Regions from separate parts of the Homo sapiens genome. Here region 1 is linked to region 2. Evidence: read pairs that join two places in POLR2A ChIA-PET (ENCODE). Cell type or tissue: endothelial cell of umbilical vein. All regions are shown on one strand. Region 1 overlaps SRCAP (Snf2 related CREBBP activator protein). Region 2 overlaps ZNF764 (zinc finger protein 764).

Region 1 (4,000 bases), 160 kb before region 2:
TTGGAGAGCCTGCAGCGGATAACATGCTCGTACTTTTTGGGCATCTGCTTCTCAACATCCACCTTAACTCGGCGCAGTAAAAAAGGCCTCAAAACCTAAAAGCAAATTAAGCTGGAGGCTAAACAGGAGAACTCAGGCACCGAGCCCCAGCCTAAGCCCCTCAGCAAACACTAATGGAGTCATACGGCACACCATATCAGACACCAACCACACAAAGATGAGTCAACTGCAAGCCCTCAAGGGATCTGCTGTCTGCTGAAGGAGACAGACACAAAATGATACCATGACACAGGAAGTGATATAAGGAAGCACTGTGGGCAGACCAACTACGCAGAATAGAAAACTCAAACTAGATTTTGAGGAGTAATTGTTAAGTTTACAAGATGATGCAAATAAATCTAGAAGATGAGGAGAATAAAAACTGTGGCCTTGACAGGAGATAAAACAAAAGGCAAATCTGTAATCTCAGAAGATAAAATCTAATAGGACACAGTCATCAATGTCTACAGTGACACGGAAGAAGTAAAGGAACAGAGATAAATGAAGGAAAAGTAATAGTTAAGGAAGACTTCCTGTTTTCTTTTTTTTTTTTTTTTGATACAAAGTTGCGCTCTGTCACCCAGGCTGGAGTGCAGTGGCGCAATCCTGGCTCACTGCAAGCTCTGCCTCCCGGGTTCATGCCATTCTCCTGCCTCAGCCTCCTGAGTAGCTGGGACTACAGGCACCCGCCACCGCGCCCGGCTAATTTTTTGTATTTTTAGTAGAGACGGGGTTTCACCATTTTAGCCAGGATGGTGTTGATGTCCTGACCTCGTGATCCGCCTGCCTCAGCCTCCCAAAGTGCTGGGATTACAGGCGTGAGCCACCGCGCCCGGCCGACTTCCTGTTTTCTAGCTTAGTTTACCGAATGATAGTGATTGACCAAGATGAAGTAGAAATAACAGGCTATAAGGCCAGAGATGTCTAGCTTAGAACAGTGTTGAGTTCAAGAGGAACTCTCAATTAATGATAGCAAATCAGAAATTTAAATACAGGTCAAGTGATCTAGAAAGTCAAGGAATTTTAGTACAGACTGGAGAGTCTTTATCACATAAGAAATAGTCAAAGCCTTAGGAATGAGTAGGCCTGTGAGATATGCAGACTGAGAAGACAAAAAAAGTAAAGATCAGAATGCTGAAAGATGTTGTGATTTAAAAGTTGGGCGAAAAAGGAAGAGCCAAAGAAGACCAGAGAGAGAAAACACCAACAATATGAAGTTGAAGAAATCCAAGCAGGGATCAATCAGCAGTACCATTCTACTCAAAGACAGTAAGGACAAAAACATCACCATTTAAAAAAAAACAAAAAACAAACAGGCTGGGAACGGTGGCTCACACCTGTAATCCCAACACTTTGGGAGGCCAAGCGGGGGCAGGGCGGATCACTTAAGGTCAGGAGTTCGAGACCAGCCTGGCCAACATGGCGAAATCCGCCTCTACTAAAAATAACAAACATTAGCTAGGCATCGTAGTGCAGACCTGTAACCCCAGCTACTCAGGAGGCTGAGGCAGGAGAATCGCTTGAACCTGGGAGGTGGAGGTTGCAATGAGCCAGATCACGCCACTGCACTCCAGCCTGGGTGACAGAGAGAGACTCTGTCTCAAAAAAAAAAAAGCCCGGCACGGTGGCTCACACCTTTAATTCCAGGATTTTCGGAGGCCGAGGCAGGCAGATCACGAGGTCAGGAGATCGAGACCATCCTGGCTAACACGGTGAAACTCCGACTCTACTAAAAATACAAAAAATTAGCCGGGCGTAGGCCGGGCGCGGTGGCTCATGCCTATAATCCCAGCACTTTGGGAGGCCGAGGCAGGCGGATCATGAGGTCAGGAGATGGAGACCATCCTGGCTAATACGGTGAAACCCCGTCTCTACTAAAAATACAAAAAATTAGCCCGGCGTGGTGGTGGGCGCCTTTAGTCCCAGCTACTCGGGAGGCTGAAGCAGGAGAATGGCATGAACCTGGGAGGCAAAGCTTGCAGTGAGCCAAGACCGCGCCACTGCACTCCAGCCTGGGCGACAGAGTGAACTCTGTCTCAAAAAAAAAAAAAAAAAAATTAGCCAGGCTTTGTGGCGGGTGCCTGTAGTCCTGGCTACTCGGGAGGCTGAGGCAGGAGAATGGTGTGAACCCAGAAGGCGGAGTTTGCAGTGAATGGATATTGCAACACTGCACTCCAGCCTGGGCGACAAAGCAAGACTCAGTCTCAAAAAAAAAAAAAAACAGAATTGATGACTAAGATGAGGTCACTCAATCTGGCAATGGGTTAGTCACTAGAACACTGCAGCTTGACAAAGGAGTTTAGCCTGGCACTGACTTCCCTCTCCCCAAGGGTTTCCTGGGCACTGCCCAGGTGCTCAGGAATGGTTCCTTACCATTCCCAATACCCTGACAAACTGTTGCAGGCCCTACCTTGTGGAGGCGTTTGACTAGACCTTCATTATACTCTTGGCTGCCCTCAATCATGCCAGTTAGGGGATTAGAGAACCACTCCTTGAACTCGCGATGAGACTGGAAGACATGGGGCATCAAAAAGTGCATCAAGGACCACAGCTCCATGAGGCTGTTCTGCAAGGGAGTTCCTGTCAGGAGCAGGCGTCTCTGGCTGCAAAGAGACAGAGAGAATCAGAGAGAGTATGGTCAGCAAGCTCCCAACCTTCTGAGCATTCTGATACATTCCTCAACCCAGGCAGCCCTCCCTTCTAGCCAAGTCAACCCTCCCATGAATCCCCATCTCCATCTCCACCTGTTGAAGTTGAGGAGTGACTGCCAGCGCTGTGACTTGAAGTTCTTGATGTTCTGCGCCTCATCCAGAATGAGATAGCGCCAGTTCTTGCGACGGAAGGCCTGGTGGTCCTGCAGCACCAGCTTGTAAGATGTGATACACACATGAAAGGCATTGGGCTTGGTCCAGCCCTGAGGGATCAAAGACAGAAAGTAGCAGATAGTGGGATGAAAAGAAGAGAGCAAAGGGAAGACATGCTAAACTCCTCAAAGGACAGTAATCAGGTTGGAAGAAAAGAGAAAGTCCCAGCAAAAGAATGGAGCGACAGAAAGAGGAGGGGCCTGGGTGCGGTGGCTCACAGCTATAGTCTCAGTACTTTGGGAGGTTGAGGTGGGAGGATCTCTTGAGCCCAGGTGTTCAAGGTCAGCTTGGGTAACATAGTGAGACCCCATCTTTATTTTTACAAAAAATTAAAAAATTTTTTTTAAAAAAGAAAGAGGAGAGAAAGGAATTCACCTGAGGAAAGGGCTTAAAAATAAAGGAGGCATCAATGGGAGGAAAGTGACCACATGAAACATCGAACCTGCCGCTTGAGCTTCCTCTCTTTCTGGGCTCCATAGTAAGTGAGGATTTTAAAGCTGGGGCACCACCGTTTCAACTCCATCTCCCAGTTCAACATCACGCTGGTGGGAACAATGATTAAATGGGGACCCCAGTTACCTGTTAGGCAAAAAAATCAGAGATGGTAAGGAAATGTAAATTCTGTGGTTCTGATTTCTCAGTTATAACCCTGGCCACCCTTTGGCCCTTCCTAGGAATCCTAGCACCTACACTGTCCTCTCTATACAGTTAATGACCGGAGTCAATAAAGCAAAAGTCAATGAAGCTGGAGTCATCACTGAACAAGCTCCCAGGGAGCTAGACTAGGGGGAACAAAAGAAGGGGCCTTGCCTACTTACCTTTCTCACAAGCCAAGTGGGCAAGCAGAGAGATGGTCTGGATGGTCTTCCCAAGCCCCATCTCATCAGCAAGAATGCCATTAAGCTTCTTCTCATACATGGTAACCAGCCAGTCTAGCCCAATGTGCTGGTACTCCCGGAGCTGGCCCCGCAGAAGCAGGGGAATGGGCGTCTTTACCTGTCAGAGAGGAAATATAGGTAACACAATGGAAATGAGGCATTTGTTGTGGGGACATGAGAAAGTCAAGACATGAGAAAGGAGAGGCCAGAACCTGGGGA
Region 2 (4,000 bases):
TGAAATCCTAGGCTGATCCTCCTTCTCTACCTCCCAAAGCGCTGGGATTACCGCCTTGAGCCCCCACGCCCAGTCTCTTAAACTCTGTTGACTCTACCTCCACCTCAGGACCCACCCCTGCCGTTCACCTGCAGGCTGGTTCCTTTCTCCCCGTCCGCCCCCCTTTTTTTCTTTCATTTCTTGCCCTCAGCCTTTGCAGAGTATCCAGCCCCACTGAACTTGGCCATGCCCTCCTGGTTCTGCCTTTCTTGGTGCTGTTCCTGCTGCCTGGAACATCCTCAGGTGTCCGTTCCTCCTTCTGGATCAGGCCCAGATGTTCATGTCATCTCTGCCCTTCCCCCACCGTGACATTTCCCCAGCCCCGAGGCGGAATGGGCTGTTCTCTCCCTCCCGGCTCTGTCTGGCTCTGCAGCCGAGGAACAGGTGTCACTCCTCCATCTCCCAGGAGCAGCCGGGGATCCAGCAGGCCTGTCCCTGTCCACGCGGGCTGTGGGATTCAAGGACCAGGATGAGCCGAGCCTGAACTCTCCCCTCTTTATCTCTCAGCAGATTCCAGAAACAAGAAAAAGGAAAGACAAAGGGAAGGGACGGGAGCCCTGGAGAAGCCCGACCCTGTGGCCGCCGGGTCTCCTGGGCTGAAGTCTCCCCAAGCCCCCTCGGCCGGGCCCCCTTATGGTTGGGAGCAGCTGTCCAAGGCACCGCACCGGGGACGCCCCTCCCTCTGTGCCCACCCCCCTGTCCCCCGAGCTGACCAGCGTCATGGCTGCTACGTGTGCGGGAAGAGCTTTGCCTGGCGCTCCACACTGGTGGAGCACGTCTACAGTCACACTGGCGAGAAGCCCTTCCACTGCACTGACTGCGGCAAGGGCTTCGGCCACGCTTCCTCCCTGAGCAAACACCGGGCCATCCATCGTGGGGAGCGGCCCCACCGCTGTCTGGAGTGTGGCCGGGCCTTCACGCAGCGCTCGGCGCTGACTTCGCACCTGCGCGTCCACACCGGCGAGAAACCCTATGGCTGCGCCGACTGTGGCCGCCGCTTCAGCCAGAGCTCTGCCCTCTACCAGCACCGGCGCGTGCACAGCGGCGAGACCCCCTTCCCCTGCCCGGACTGTGGCCGCGCCTTCGCCTACCCCTCGGACCTGCGGCGCCACGTGCGCACCCACACCGGCGAGAAGCCCTACCCGTGCCCGGACTGCGGGCGCTGCTTCCGCCAGAGCTCGGAGATGGCAGCCCACAGGCGCACCCACAGCGGCGAGAAGCCCTACCCCTGCCCGCAGTGCGGCCGCCGCTTTGGCCAGAAGTCAGCCGTGGCCAAACACCAGTGGGTTCATCGGCCCGGGGCCGGGGGCCACAGGGGCCGGGTCGCCGGGCGTCTGTCTGTGACCCTGACCCCTGGCCACGGAGACCTGGACCCGCCCGTGGGCTTCCAGCTGTACCCGGAGATATTCCAGGAGTGTGGGTGACGGCCTTAAAAGTGACTATCTAGACATTACGGGAGGCCCGAGATGGGCTCAGGGGCCCGAACCTCTGCGGCGGCCTGCAGGGAGGTCCCAGAATCTAGGGCAAGAGCTGGCCCTGGGGTGCGGACAGTCTGATCTTGGGCCCTTAGCAGCCTCCTCTGCCAGCACCTTGCTCCCCACTGCCCAGGGCTCTCCAAGGCCCCCTCTACTGAGGCAGGGCTGAGTTGAGAACCCCCAGACCTACATAAGGGGAACCAAAAGCTGTTTCTCAGCCCAGAGGTGCTAAGAGGACTGAGGTAGAGGAGAACCTTGTTTTACCCATTGTCTTTTTAAATTTTTTATCATTATTTTTATTCTTGTGACCCTCCCAGAACACAATACTCATTGTCTTTTTATTTATTTATTTATTTATTTCTGAGACAGCTTCCTGCTCTGTCACCCAGGCTGGAGTGCAGTGGTGTGAACAGGGCTAACTGCAGCCTCAACCTGCAGTGCTCAAGGAATCCTCTCCCATCAGCCTTCCAAATATCTGAGACTACAGGCGGGCAACACTACGGCCAGCTAATTTTTAAATTTTACATAGAGATGAGGTTCTCACTGTTGTCCAGGCTGGTCTCAAACTCCTTGGCTGAAGTGATCCTGTCGTCTCGGCTTCCGCAAGTGCTGGGATTACAGGCGTGAGCTACCACCATGCCTGGCTTCCATTGTCTTTGTGTGTGTGTGTGTGTGATGGGGTTTTGCTCTTGTTGCCCAGGCTGGAGTGCAATAGCGCAATCTCAGCTCACTGCAACCTCTGCCTCCAGAGTTCAAGCAATTCTCCTTCCTCAGCCTCCCAAGTAGCTGGGACTACAGGCACCCACCACCTCCATTGTCTTTTTACTGCCCAAGTTAAAATCCTGTGACTGTGTACTGGATCTGGCCTGCGGTTGTCATATTTATTGATCTGAGTCCAGGCAGTGTTTTTAAGTGATATGAGTTAGTAGTGAAAATTGAAAAGGATATTTTACAACCAAATACAGGTTTTCTGGTGTCTTTTGAAAAATCCAAAGATTTGGCAACTCGACCTAGGCTCCGACAAAACCACAGTTGTTGGGAGCTGAGCCGGAGCCAGAACTCACAATTCACCGTGGCCCGGCCACCCATCCCCACCACTCCCGTGGGCTCCTGACCAAGCACCACGTGCCATTCATCATGGCTTGCTTTTAGTGTTTTTGGTGTTTATCTTAAAGTACAGCGAAGAAGAAAGGGAAGTATTTCTTAGACCCATGTCTCTGTCCAAATAGGCCTTTCCATCTGGCATTTCCCGCTCATTTATATGACTTGCTGAGTTCCTATGGTCATTTGAGTTTGCAAACAGTGGTCTGTAGCACTCAGGTTTTCTGGAGTTGGAGAGAAAGGGTGGCAAGAGAGAAGTAAAAGTTGGTTTTATTTTAGATCTTTGCTTGTATTGCATTTTATGGTTTACAAAGTACTGTCTCTTCCATTGAATCATTTCACCTTCATAAGTGCTGAGAGAAACCCCTTGGTTGAAGAGGACAGCCTGGTCAGGAAGAGGCAGTCAGGACTGCCTTTCATCCCAAACCAAGGGGTGTGTCCGCCATCAGCCAACAGGCAGTTCCTGTTTTTGAATGGGAAGGTTTTGAGAGCTCCCTCCAGTCTTCTTTGGGCCTCCCTGAGATAGCCACATGCCTCAGGACTTCTTAGCCCTCCTAGACCCTGCCAGGAGGGCCTTATCACAGTTTTGAACTAGAAGAGATCTTCACTTTCCTAGGCTTTTACAGTTGGAGACACTGAGACCAAGGAGGGCTAAGCAGCCTGTCCAGGGTCACACAGAGACCCCAGGGTTCTTAGCTGACTGCTGACTTTACCCATCACTCCTGAGGCCTTCACTGGTGTCTCAGCCAGGGTTTTGCAGGCATCTGCCCCTCCCTGTGATAACACCCAGCCCTGACCTGGATGGGGTCAGACTAGCCCAGCATCAGTGAAGCCCACGTACCAGATGAGTTCTGACAAAGTGGCCATGTGACAGATCAGGTCAACTCAGAATCCAGGCAACGAGGAGAGTCCCAAGGCGCACAGACCTTGCATTTTTCCTCTGTACCATCATGGGCAGAGCGGGGTAGGCCAGGAACACCTGGTGTTAGATTAGATTTGTAGCCAGGGGTGACTACCCATCTGTATCCCCAAGCTCTGCACAGAATCCCCACCCCCATTATCCATCTACCACTAATTCCTTTGTGGGCAGAGTCTAGCCATGGGCAGCCCCTGCCCTGCTCCTGGTTAGGACAACATCTCCCTGAGGAGAGCAAGGGCCTGTGACCTCTGCTGGCCTATGCAGAGTCACCCAGCTCAGCCCTGTGTCTGGCCTACCCAGGAAGGAAGAAACCAGATTAATCAACCTGGAAGGAGGTAGAAGTTTTGGAGAAAAGACACTGTTCCGGTGTCAAGTGAAGTAATGAACTGACTTTATTCCAACCTCATCTCCAATCCGACCCCACCAAGGTCTCTCTCTCCTTCAGCTTTTCTGGGGCGGGTTGACT

What was found. Peaks named below come from ENCODE experiments on the same cell type or tissue, not always from the same donor. Only the 100,000 strongest peaks of a DNase experiment are listed, where the experiment ranks them.
Region 1: POLR2A ChIA-PET joins it to region 2 with 6 read pairs; 3 of 35 experiments call an interaction of 5 or more read pairs at or near these places.

Annotation. Positions count from the first base shown.
Region 1 is chr16:30,712,161-30,716,160 of GRCh38, reverse strand. It overlaps SRCAP (Snf2 related CREBBP activator protein), which reads right to left. Exons shown (of 34, transcript NM_006662.3): 13 at 3,722-3,899; 14 at 3,346-3,482; 15 at 2,784-2,953; 16 at 2,450-2,642; 17 at 1-95. Among named protein-coding and RNA genes, the nearest start is that of SNORA30, 3.6 kb to the right of the region's middle. In endothelial cell of umbilical vein, no CTCF peak of the experiment used is centred here; a DNase peak (open chromatin) is centred at 2,310; H3K27ac peaks cover 582 bases.
Region 2 is chr16:30,552,657-30,556,656 of GRCh38, reverse strand. It overlaps ZNF764 (zinc finger protein 764), which reads left to right. Exons shown (of 3, transcript NM_001172679.2): 3 at 550-2,893. The coding sequence ends at 1,463. Among named protein-coding and RNA genes, the nearest start is that of ZNF764, 3.7 kb to the left of the region's middle. RefSeq lists an enhancer at 2,752-3,251. In endothelial cell of umbilical vein, no CTCF peak of the experiment used is centred here; no DNase peak of the experiment used is centred here; H3K27ac peaks cover 816 bases.